Regions from separate parts of the Mus musculus genome. Here region 2 is linked to region 1. The links are chromatin contacts, found by Hi-C in ENCODE. All regions are on one chromosome and are shown on one strand. The core of a region is the stretch at or near the end of the contact, and the rest is flanking DNA. Distances in the headings are between cores, read along the strand shown. Region 1 has its middle 54 kb from the start of Bach2. Region 2 holds the start of Bach2os (BTB and CNC homology 2, opposite strand).

Evidence for each region. Hi-C counts contacts between places; a loop is a spot of excess contacts on that map.
Region 2: a map of T-helper 17 cell shows a loop between it and region 1 (2.6-fold over the local background). The contact joins the promoter of Bach2os here to the enhancer-like site in region 1. A Hi-C loop is called at or near these places in 1 of 37 maps with a recorded cell type or tissue (T-helper 17 cell).

Annotation. Positions count from the first base shown.
Region 1 is chr4:32,360,979-32,366,080 of GRCm38, reverse strand. It overlaps a transcript of Bach2 not described here. Among named protein-coding and RNA genes, the nearest start is that of Bach2, 54 kb to the left of the region's middle. Within about 2 kb of position 2,365, at least 1 of the 3 ENCODE cell types and tissues checked has a DNase peak (open chromatin) inside an H3K27ac peak, as active enhancers do.
Region 2 is chr4:32,568,909-32,574,010 of GRCm38, reverse strand. Bach2os (BTB and CNC homology 2, opposite strand) reads left to right here and starts at 2,349. Exons shown (of 5, transcript NR_026843.1): 1 at 2,349-2,427. All of the region lies in intron 3 of Bach2 (BTB and CNC homology, basic leucine zipper transcription factor 2), which reads right to left.

The DNA of each region.
Region 1 (5,102 bases), core at 1,116-3,615:
CATCAGTAATGCATAACACAGGGTCTAGGCAGGGTCTTAACAATGGAAAGAGGCCTGCAGTCCAGGCTTCAGACTCAGCTGGGTGGAGAAGTCACACTACAGAATATCCAGGAAAAAACAAAACAAAACAAAACAATGTAGAGTGCAGAGAGGAAGAGGGTGGACAAGCTGCCAGGGAGAAGACACAAATCCACAGAATTCCACAGTGCAGAAGAGGATCGCTCACACACCCAACCACATGGCAAACACAAAGGAAGGGGAGCCGCACAAGAAAGCTGGTCTCACAGACACAATGCTACTCAAAGCACACTGTCAGCGATCTGCAATTTATATGGACATAATAAGCTCCATGCCTAAGACACAGCAGCCTAAACCACCACCACCAAGACACAGCACATGTTAAAAGGAGCAGATTACCCGCAGCGTGAGGCTCTCCCATGTGGCTGGGCCAGCAGCAGGACTACAAAATCCATCCCTGATGTGGGCCAGACGCCCCAATGAAGGGAGCCTTCTTAGGACTTTAAAAAAGAAACATGCTGGATGAATCTCTTGGTCTCTTAAGAAAGGAAGCTGGTTGTGTTTAACTGTGAACATTTGTCAGGAGGTGTCAGAGACATGCTCATCTGTTATTCGATAAACATGACTTTCAGAAAAGGAAACTGAACCGACAGATAACCTGAGACAAAGTCTAGGTAATCTTTGCATTGCTCTGCAAGCCCCCAGTCACTGGGGGTCAGTCTCTGGCAGAACTTCCCTCATTTCATCAGAGTCATAGCTGTAATACAGAAGCTGCCATGGCATTCTGTAAAACTGACAGCGATGAGCCAGGAAACCCAAGAGGGCTGCACTGGCTCCCTCTGTGCAAACCGACCCTCTGCTCGTCCCCACCCTCTGCTCGTCCCCACCCTCTGCTCATCCCCGCCCTCTGCTCACACACTGGATTTCCTCCGTTTTCTTCGGAGCCATGGTCAGGTTCTAACACAGCACCATCCGTTTGCTTCTTGCTTATCTTTTTTCCTCCCTGGCTGCGTATAAGCTTCATGAGTTAGAACTTTTGTCTGTTCATTCTCAGACATATTTGATCTATAGATTCATGTGCTTCTTATACAATATTGTGCACAAGTGCTGGCTAACAAAATAAGTGCAAGAGGTGGATGAGATTTTAGTGCTGTGTAAAGTCCTTTACCCAGACTATAACGCAGTTCCCTGAATAGAAAGGACCACAGTATTTTTTTTTCTTGACAATTTAGAAGTCAGGGAAGGAAACAGTTCTATTAAAAGTATTAAGGTACAGAGGAATACATTCAGGTACATGTAGGGCCAAGCAAATAACCATTCTCTGTATTTTGGGAGGTGCGGGGGACCAAGGAGGGCTCTGGGTAGCATGAAAGGGTAGTTGTTTGGTGTCTTTGAACACTAACACTCTTGTCTGGCACTTCCTGAGTGTACAAATCACTTTTGCTGCATCTGTGCTATGTCCTTCTAACCTTTTAAGGTATCAAGGATTGAATCCTGATCTCAGAGAGAACCTGTTAATGGTGTAAGATGGTGGTGAGCCAAAAGCACTATTCCTATTTTGGTTTAAGAACACTAGTTTTTACATTACAAATTCAGTGTGTGTTCCCCGTGGCACTGGCAAACTCTCACAGATGGGTTACCTACCTGCTTGCCTCCGCGGTTTATCACCAAGGGACCATTTTACAAAAGCAGGTGGCTGTCTCTCCCTGTTATTACCCAAGGGCTGGGAAATCAGCTAAGCAGAGAGAGAAGAGTAGTGTCTTTGTGTTTCAAGTAGCATTTATGAAAAGTCCTGCATTTCACAGGTTATGTTGTGTTACACTGAGGTGTGTTTGTGTGTGGTGGGTGGGCCTACTGGAGCCAGTAGAGCACCGAAGTCCTTCACACAGAAAATGTTCAGAAACAAATAAAGTCTCCTGTACTGTGGCTGTTCCACACTAATGGGGGGAGGAGAGAAAGGCACCAATAAACATCCCACCTGAACCCTAGAAAAGCAGGTGGGGCATGAAGGGGCGGGCTGTGAGCAGCTCATCTCCTCACACGGAAAGGTGGCACAACATCTTCTCATCCCGAGGAGGAGAGCAGGGATGGCGGCTGGGGAGATGAAGAGCTCTGGGGAATTATCGAGCAGAGGGGGTGAATCAGAGCCACATCTGGCAACACCTACAGACCTGTCAGAGCTGCCTGCGCTTGTCACCAGCTCAGAGGCTCGCAAACAGGAAACTGCCGGCATGACTTCATCTGACTCTCAAACTCCTAACAGAGGAACTTGCCCCCAAGAAGTTACGAACTAAGTGCAGAGCCAAAGGGTGAGAGGTGGGGGGTCGGAGTTCAAGTTCAGGTTACAGGGCATCGAGTGAAGGCAGCAACTCTCAAAAGCAATCTGGGTTCAGTGCTGAGTATTATCGTCACCAAGGCCCGACTTCACAGGAAGGAAGCGAAAACTCAATTACACAGGGACACGAGGAATCTGTAAACCGGCCAAGGGAGATAAAGTTACTCACTCATTTGTCAGTCACTTGTGACATTCTGTGTCAGAGACTGATCTCATGAGAGAAAACTGTAAACCTAACGTGACCAAGACGGAGGCTTTATTTCCCTGAGTGGAAGTGCCAGGGGGCAGAACAGCCCCATGACTGGCTTATTCAGCAGCTCGACAGCACTGGCAAAGCCTGGTTTTACATCTGGTTCTCTGCAAATTCACCTGCAGGGATCAATGGCCAGAGTGAGGTACCCTAGGGCAGAGACACTTGGAGGACATGCCTCTACCTAGAAAGCATTACCATAGTAAGAAAGGATCGCCGGCCATCCTGTGGCCCCAGCCGTATCTGGAGAAGACCACTTGACAGCTATGCATTGAGCAGTTCCTACACGGCGGCTCCTGTACTGGTCACTGGAAAAACAGACAAGGATCTGCTGGTCTACAGAACACAGAGATTAACTGTGGGATGGATGGTAAAGACTGATCTGAATAATTGAAACGCCACTGTAACAAGCACCGGACTGCAGAGGTGAGGTCACAAAAGCAAACAGGGGACTTAAGCTAGATGAGGTGTCTTAGGGTTTTACTGCTGTGAACAGACACCATGGCCGAGAAAACTCTTATAAGGACAACATTTAACTGGGGCTGGCTTACAGGCTCAGAGGTTCAGTCCATTATCATCAAGGCAGGAACATGGCAGCATCCAGGCAGGCATGGTGCAGGAGGAGCTGAGAGTTCTATGTCTTCATCTGAAGGCAGCTAGCAGAATACTGGCTTCCAGGCAGCTAGGATGAGGGTCTTAAAGCCCACACACAGTGACACACCTACTCCAACAGGGCCACACCTTCTAATAGTACCACTCCCTGGGCTAAGCATAGACAAACCATCACATGAGGGGAGGGGAGGCCTTCTGAAGGGATCCTGTAGTTTCTGAGAAAGGGGCGAGGGCAGGAAGGGAATACATACTGGACAAGCTGGTGGGCCCATTCAATAGCTACTCTAATGGAGTAGAGACAAGAGTTGAACTTGGAGCAAGATGAAGCTAAGGAACTAATCAGGAGTCAAATCAAATTAGCAACACCTCACCACCTCTTCTTTCCTCTCTCTCTTGCTCCCCCCTCACTTCTTTTTATCCAGAACTGGGCGAATCCTGCTGGAAGTAATTAACAGTTAACTTTATCTTTCCACCTTTCCCTTTTTTCCCAACATAATATTTTCATTAATTATTTAAAAATATCATACAATGCAACCTGATCATACTGGCTTCACATTCCTCCCAGGTCCACCCTCACACCCTTGCCCTGCCCCAACCCCAGATGAAAGCAATGACAACAATAGCAAAATCCCACCAAGTTCAAGTTGTATTTACCACATTGGAGCATGGTCAAACTCCCAGTGGCCAGTCCCTTAAATAAAATTGAGTCCATTTCCACCTCCATTCCTATCAGAAGCCATCAACTGTGAAGAGCTATAGCATCTTTATCACATTTTTAAGGACTCATTTCAATAGCTCCTGTCTGGATTGCTTTTGTTGTTTTTATTGTTGGGAGGGGGGTCAGGGAGCTTGTCACGGAAGCCTTCAGGGTCTGCCCTTCTTAATAATAAGTCTGCAGTCATTGATACCACTGCAAAAGACGCAACACAGATCGTGGATATAGACATAGGCAGTTTGGTCCTGTAGGGGTGGTCCTGATGTTAAAATCCTGCTCTCCAATTGGTTCATGATCTGTCAGTAAAGAAGCCATGGGCCAATTGCTGGGTGGAAGGGATAGGCGGGACTTCTGGGGCCCTGGAGACAAGAGACAGACAGACACAAGGAAATGAGAGGAGAGTTTGCCACGCTTCTGATGGAGAAAAAGTGACCAGCTGTGTGAGATCTCGAAACGGAGTGGCCACGCAGCTCACTCCTACAGGCAGGTGATCAGGGGAGTTAGCAGAGACTAGATGCAACAGAGCAACTAAAGTTTAGGGCAGAAGGGAGGTATGGAACTAAGAGTATGGATAAGGGTACACTGGCCTCGGGAGTTTAATAATGCCCAGCAATGGTGCCAAGAAGGCAAGTTGAAAATGAACAACGTGTGTGTCTGTGTCTTTTATCTGTGGATTCAAGGGAAGCTGGGTGGGGCCTGGTATCGCTGCCTGTTCCTTTCCCGGAGCTTAGGCAGGGTAGCAGAGCTACATGCAACATGGTCCACGAACATCAGCATCGTCACTGGCGGCTGCATGGACCACTGACATCATCATGGCTTCTGGTGGCAGCATGGACCATGGACACCAACACAGCCTCCAGTGCCAGCATGGACCATGGACACCAACACAGCCTCCAGTGCCAGCATGGACCATGGAAGTCTTTCAAGGAGGCTTAGTCCTAAAAATGAACCATCCTTCATATTGGACATCTCTGCGGGCTGTGGGCAGCACTGGCCTCGCTGGTGGTGGCAGGGTGGTGAGAGCCGATGGTGGCTTCTCAGTGGCCGGAGGACCAGCCCTACTTGGCAATGTTGTGCTCCTTTGTCCGCCACTGTGGTCCCCCACTACATCTTCAGTTCTGCTTCTCTCTGCCTCAAGTGCCTCTCCTGCCACTGTTCCCACCTCTCTACCA
Region 2 (5,102 bases), core at 1,100-3,599, 210 kb before region 1:
TCGTGCAAAACAAGGTACGCTTCTCAGGTTAGTGTTATGCTAGGCACTTTGTCAGGATATGGTTTTTAAAATTACGTTTTCTTTTACAGGGTAATTCTGTTATTTCTCTGACACGATGCATATTCCTTCCTTCTGATAAACACCTTGCTGGACGATGTCATGTGTTCTCGAAGTTAAGCCTTGAAGGGCACTGAGACTTGTACTTTGTCCTGTTTCACTGGCTGCTCAGTAGGGCAGACCTGGCATCTCCAGCTCACAGCACTATCCTGCCAGTTCTGTGAATGGAAGCATGCTCATTGCTTATGAGGTTTTATTTAATTATTCTGAACTCAGTTCACTCCTCTAGCTAGACAGGCCCTGGGAATGACACTCAGTTTCCATGCTTAGTGGCTGCCCCTTTTACCCGAGGAACCACCTTGCCAGCCCAGAAGTGAATTCTTGAAGCCACTGAGACCCGCAGAGGACTGTAACCCCAGCCAACACCCGATCTGAGCCAGAAATGCTCATGAGGGCCAGCTCAGTTCCTGACACACAGAACGTGTGAGAGCTGTTGAATGACCACTGCTACTGTAAGCCATTAAGGTTTAGGCACGATTCCTACTTTTAAGTCCTTCACAAGTCAAGGTAAATATTTTTAAAAGAGAGGATGGCAGGGGTGGGAGAGATGGCTCGATAGTTAAGAACACCTGCTATTCTTCCAGAGGACCCAGGTTTGATTTCCAGCACACACACACACACACACACACACACACACACACGAACATACATGGCAGCTCACAATCATCTGTGGCTACAGTTTCAGGGAATCCAATACCCTCTTCTGGTCTCTGTTGGCCCCAGACACACACGTGGTACAGACAGACATACACACAAACAACTATAAAATAGAAATAAATAAATAAAACTCCACAACAATGAAGAGAGGATATCACAACTCTGGAGGTGTCTTCTCTGTTGTTTAATTTTAGTATGTATTATTTTGTAAGAACGGCAACTATGGAGACCTGATGCAGGGAGTGGTCCTCATCTATAAACACAAGAAGTGAAGGTATGGAAATTAGGAATTCAAGGTCATCCTTAGCTACAAACTGACAAACTGAGTTTAAGGCCAGCATGGGCTACTGAAGACCCTAATTGTTTTGTGTGAAAACATTGACTTTGTGTCTGATGCAGAAGCTGAGAGCAAGCCCAGGCTCTCTCTCTCTCTAGGGCCTTGTCAGTCTCCATGGGGTTTGGAGTTCAGGTCGGTGACATTTTTAAAAAATGATTTATTTATTTTATATATTTGAGTACACTGTCACTGTCTTTAGACACATCAGAAGAGGACTTCAGATACCATTACAGATGGTTGAGAACCACTGTGTGGGTGCTGGGAATTGAACTCAGGACCTCCGGAAGAGCAGCTGGCGCTCTTAACCACTGAGCCATCTCTCCAGCCCCAGGTCTGTGACTTTTAACAGCTTCTCTCTGCCCTTCCTTGCTAAGGCGGTGCTGATGGTTTGGGAACTTCTGCAGTTACATCTGTTTCTGCAACTCCTGCACAGTTATGACCTCAGCAATCTTAGCACTTGGGAGGAGGTGGAGGCAGGAAGATTAAGGCCACCCTCAGAGGCCTGTGGAGTTCCAGGCCAGCCCAGGCTATTAGACCCAGCTCAGGTTGCTTAGGTTTTTTTCTCATATTCAATTTCTTGGCTTGGCCAGCAGATGGCAATGTAAGCCTAAATGTCATGTGCTAGGCTAACCTTTAATACTAACACCAGTCAGAGAGGCTAAACTTACAAGTGTATGTCAGTCAGGTGTGTTGTGTTACACCTTTAATCCCAGCACTTGAGAGGCAGAGGCAGGTGGATCTCTGAGTTTGAGCCTAGCCAAGGTTAAATACCGAGAGCTTGTTTCAGAAAAACTCAACCAACACCCCCACCCCTGCAAGAAACCAAAAAATTGAAAGCGGCCACATTAAATAAAGTAAAAACAAAACAAAACAAAACAATCCAGGTGAGTTTCATTTTAAGAACATGTCATTTATCCCAGTGTATAAAATATTTCTAATGTAATCTATACAAGTTATTTACAAAAAATTCAATGATGAAAAATTAAAATCTAAAGCACATTTTATTGTTCCAGTATTGTTCCACAATTCAGATGGGTCCCCACAAAAGGCTTGCTAGACATGTGTAGGACGTGCCCAGGAATCTTACAGATCTCTCAGGAAAAAGAGTCACTGGAGAAAGCATGTGGGCCTGGGTTTATTGGTGAAGAAAGCAACTTCCTGTTAGGATTCAGAGGGTGGAGTGTTGAGTCTGTGTTCTTTAAGAGGTCAAGGGTATGGCTAGTCTGCCCTGAATCTGGGAGTTATCTGTTGGTTGCATCAGATAGTCATGAGGCTCAGTCCTGGTATTTGTGCCCAGTTGATCACCATGCACAAAGGTAAGCACACTAAAGAATCATTTGCCTTTCCTAGGGCCGGGTGAAAATTCTGTCGGGTTACTTCCTAGCTGTGCACTTACTCCATGTGGCACTTACTATGCCTCCCATGTGGTGAGTGCAGGCAGGACAAATGGCTCCTTTGCAGGCTGTTGGAAAGGCCTTTGCCTGTGGGGCTGTTTCTCCTAGGCTTCCAATGATACAGTGCACTGTTTATCTCCATTTTCCAAGCTTTGGATAACAGACACTCAGATCCTAGATGGTGCCCCAGCAGCACACAGGTCGTCAGTTGGAGACATAGCACCTGGGCATCACAAAAGCTGTGCACCCTTGGGGCTCAGGGGACTTCTATTTCCACTGACAGCAGAGCCATCTTACTTCAGCTCCAGACTGTATTTGCTTACTTGCAGAAAGAAAACATGCCACAGAGCAGATCACAAGGAAAGTCTAAAGGGCTTCCGCACCGAGCGCTACTGTATTTAAAGCCATCTAGACAGCAAACACAGACCAGGTAGACAGGATGGAAGGTTGGCGGGGGAAAGGGAAAATCAACAATGGCAGTGTCAAAGTCCTTGGAGCAAAAGCAAACCACACATGGAATTTCATCAGGGATTGTTGCAATCGGGCTTCGTTTTTAAAGACGGTCAGTGGAGAAGAAAACAGTCAGCCATACATCTTCTTCTCTCTCAGGGGGAAGGGAGCCCTCACTCTTGTGCTGGGTTCTGTTTGTAGATCTGCTAGCCACACAGCAAGGAGGAACTTACACTGACCAGCAGGTGGGAGCACCTGCCTTGTTCCTCAAGGGATGCGGAGGCTCAACCTCAGCCCTCGGCTGTTTCCAAGGCAACGGGCGGGCATTCCTGGAGATGAGGGGCAGCCCTGGGCCTTTCCAGAGGAATATTTTCACAAGCTTTTGTGTGCATCCATGTACCCCACACAGGGCTGAAAACTAGGTAATGTGACAACGTCTTGGAAAGCCGACCAGCTGCGAGAAAGCTCACGCCTCTGCTCTTTCCTCCAGGAGATTAATACAACGTACACAAGCTTGTACAGCTTGCTGTTTGAGTCAGTGCTCCTGCCTAACATATCCTTCCAGACGGTACTTCTCATCAGAGGTGTTTACTCTCTGGGTCCCCAGAGACAGCACAGAGTAGACAATATGACACAATGAAACATTCTGCTAACTCTCGCCCCCACCTGTCCGAATAGCCTGCTGTTATGGCCAGTGGACTCTGGGCAGGGAGGCTGCACGGTAGACAGGCCTGGGAGATTTGTAGGCGATGAATCTCTTTAGTTGTGGACTGCTTTGGTTTTTGGTTAAGGCTTGGAGACAGAGGAATAGTCACTGAGTCAGCAGGCCAAATGTGAAAGAGGGTACTATTGGCCACTGCTGCGGTTTGCACAATATGTTCCTGTTGGTCATACCAGTCTTGCCAAAGTGCTGACTCTCTCCCTGCCTCTGGAACCCACAGGAAGTGCAGGATTAGAGGTCATTTTTCAGTATGGGACCTACACTGCTCGCCAGCAATGCCCGGAGGAAGGTTAGACTTTGTGGGAGTCCCAGCTTTTTAGCAGTCTGTGAAATCAATTCCTGCAGTTTGTAGCCAGGGACCCCTGACCTAGAGATGGCAAAGGGCAGAGAACCTTCTGCATGAGACCTAACCTGCCTTCTCGGCACACTTACATGGCCAGAGAGAAAACCTAGACAGGGAGGCTGGGAGATCACTGCTGCCTAACGACTGCCCACATCCTGTAGCCTAAACCATTTCCCTCATTTCAATTAAGATATCACTGAAAAGCTAATTTCCTATAAAGAATTCAAAGATGAGACAAAAGAGGAAAAGTTCCTGCTCTTAAGCAATGCTTATTCTGCCCTGGTGCATTTCTCTACAATGTTTGCTCTGCACAGTTTTTATGGAATTGTGACAGTGACACTCTGCCCATCTCATCCCACCAAACTTTTAGGCACACATTTCACTTGCCCGTTACCTCTGGTTTGCTGGGCAGAGACTACTGAAGGAGGAGGGTAGAGAAGTAGATTTGGAAGCAAAAGCCAAAACCAAGAATCTGTTTCTTCTACGAGTCCCAGGAGCAGAGCGGCCTGTGGAACCTTTCCTGCTTTGATATTTTGTTCTCATCAGACATGAGCTGAAGCCACAGGCGTACAGGGCCAGGCTGAGTGGGCACCCTGGAGACCATGGCAATGTACTGGCTCTCCAAGATGCTTCTGCGCCATGTTATCCCCAGGGTATCTGAGATTCACTCCTAAGACCACAGGAATTAGCATTGTGGTCCCAGGAAATCCATTCTCTCTGTTCCAGACCTCTTGAGGGTCTGTGAGTCAGAGATAATAATTGCTCCACTCAGCTTCTGGGCTTGCTATGAGAAATAAAATCGGGCAATAGAAAGGAATTGCCTTGTGAGCGAGGTGAGGCACATCTTTCTTTGTCATATGGTTTCCTCTTCCAGGCATATAACATTAGGAATTCCAAACACTGAGCATGTTCTAGACAACATGAAAACACTGTTTTAATCATGAATACAGTCGACTCCTATGCTGCCATTCAAAGCCGTCTTTTTATTAAGCAGAGCAATTACAGGCACTTGTAAAAACATGCTTCATTTACGGAACCACAGAAATAATTGTAAAAATCTTACACAGAAAGCTATCCAGTCAG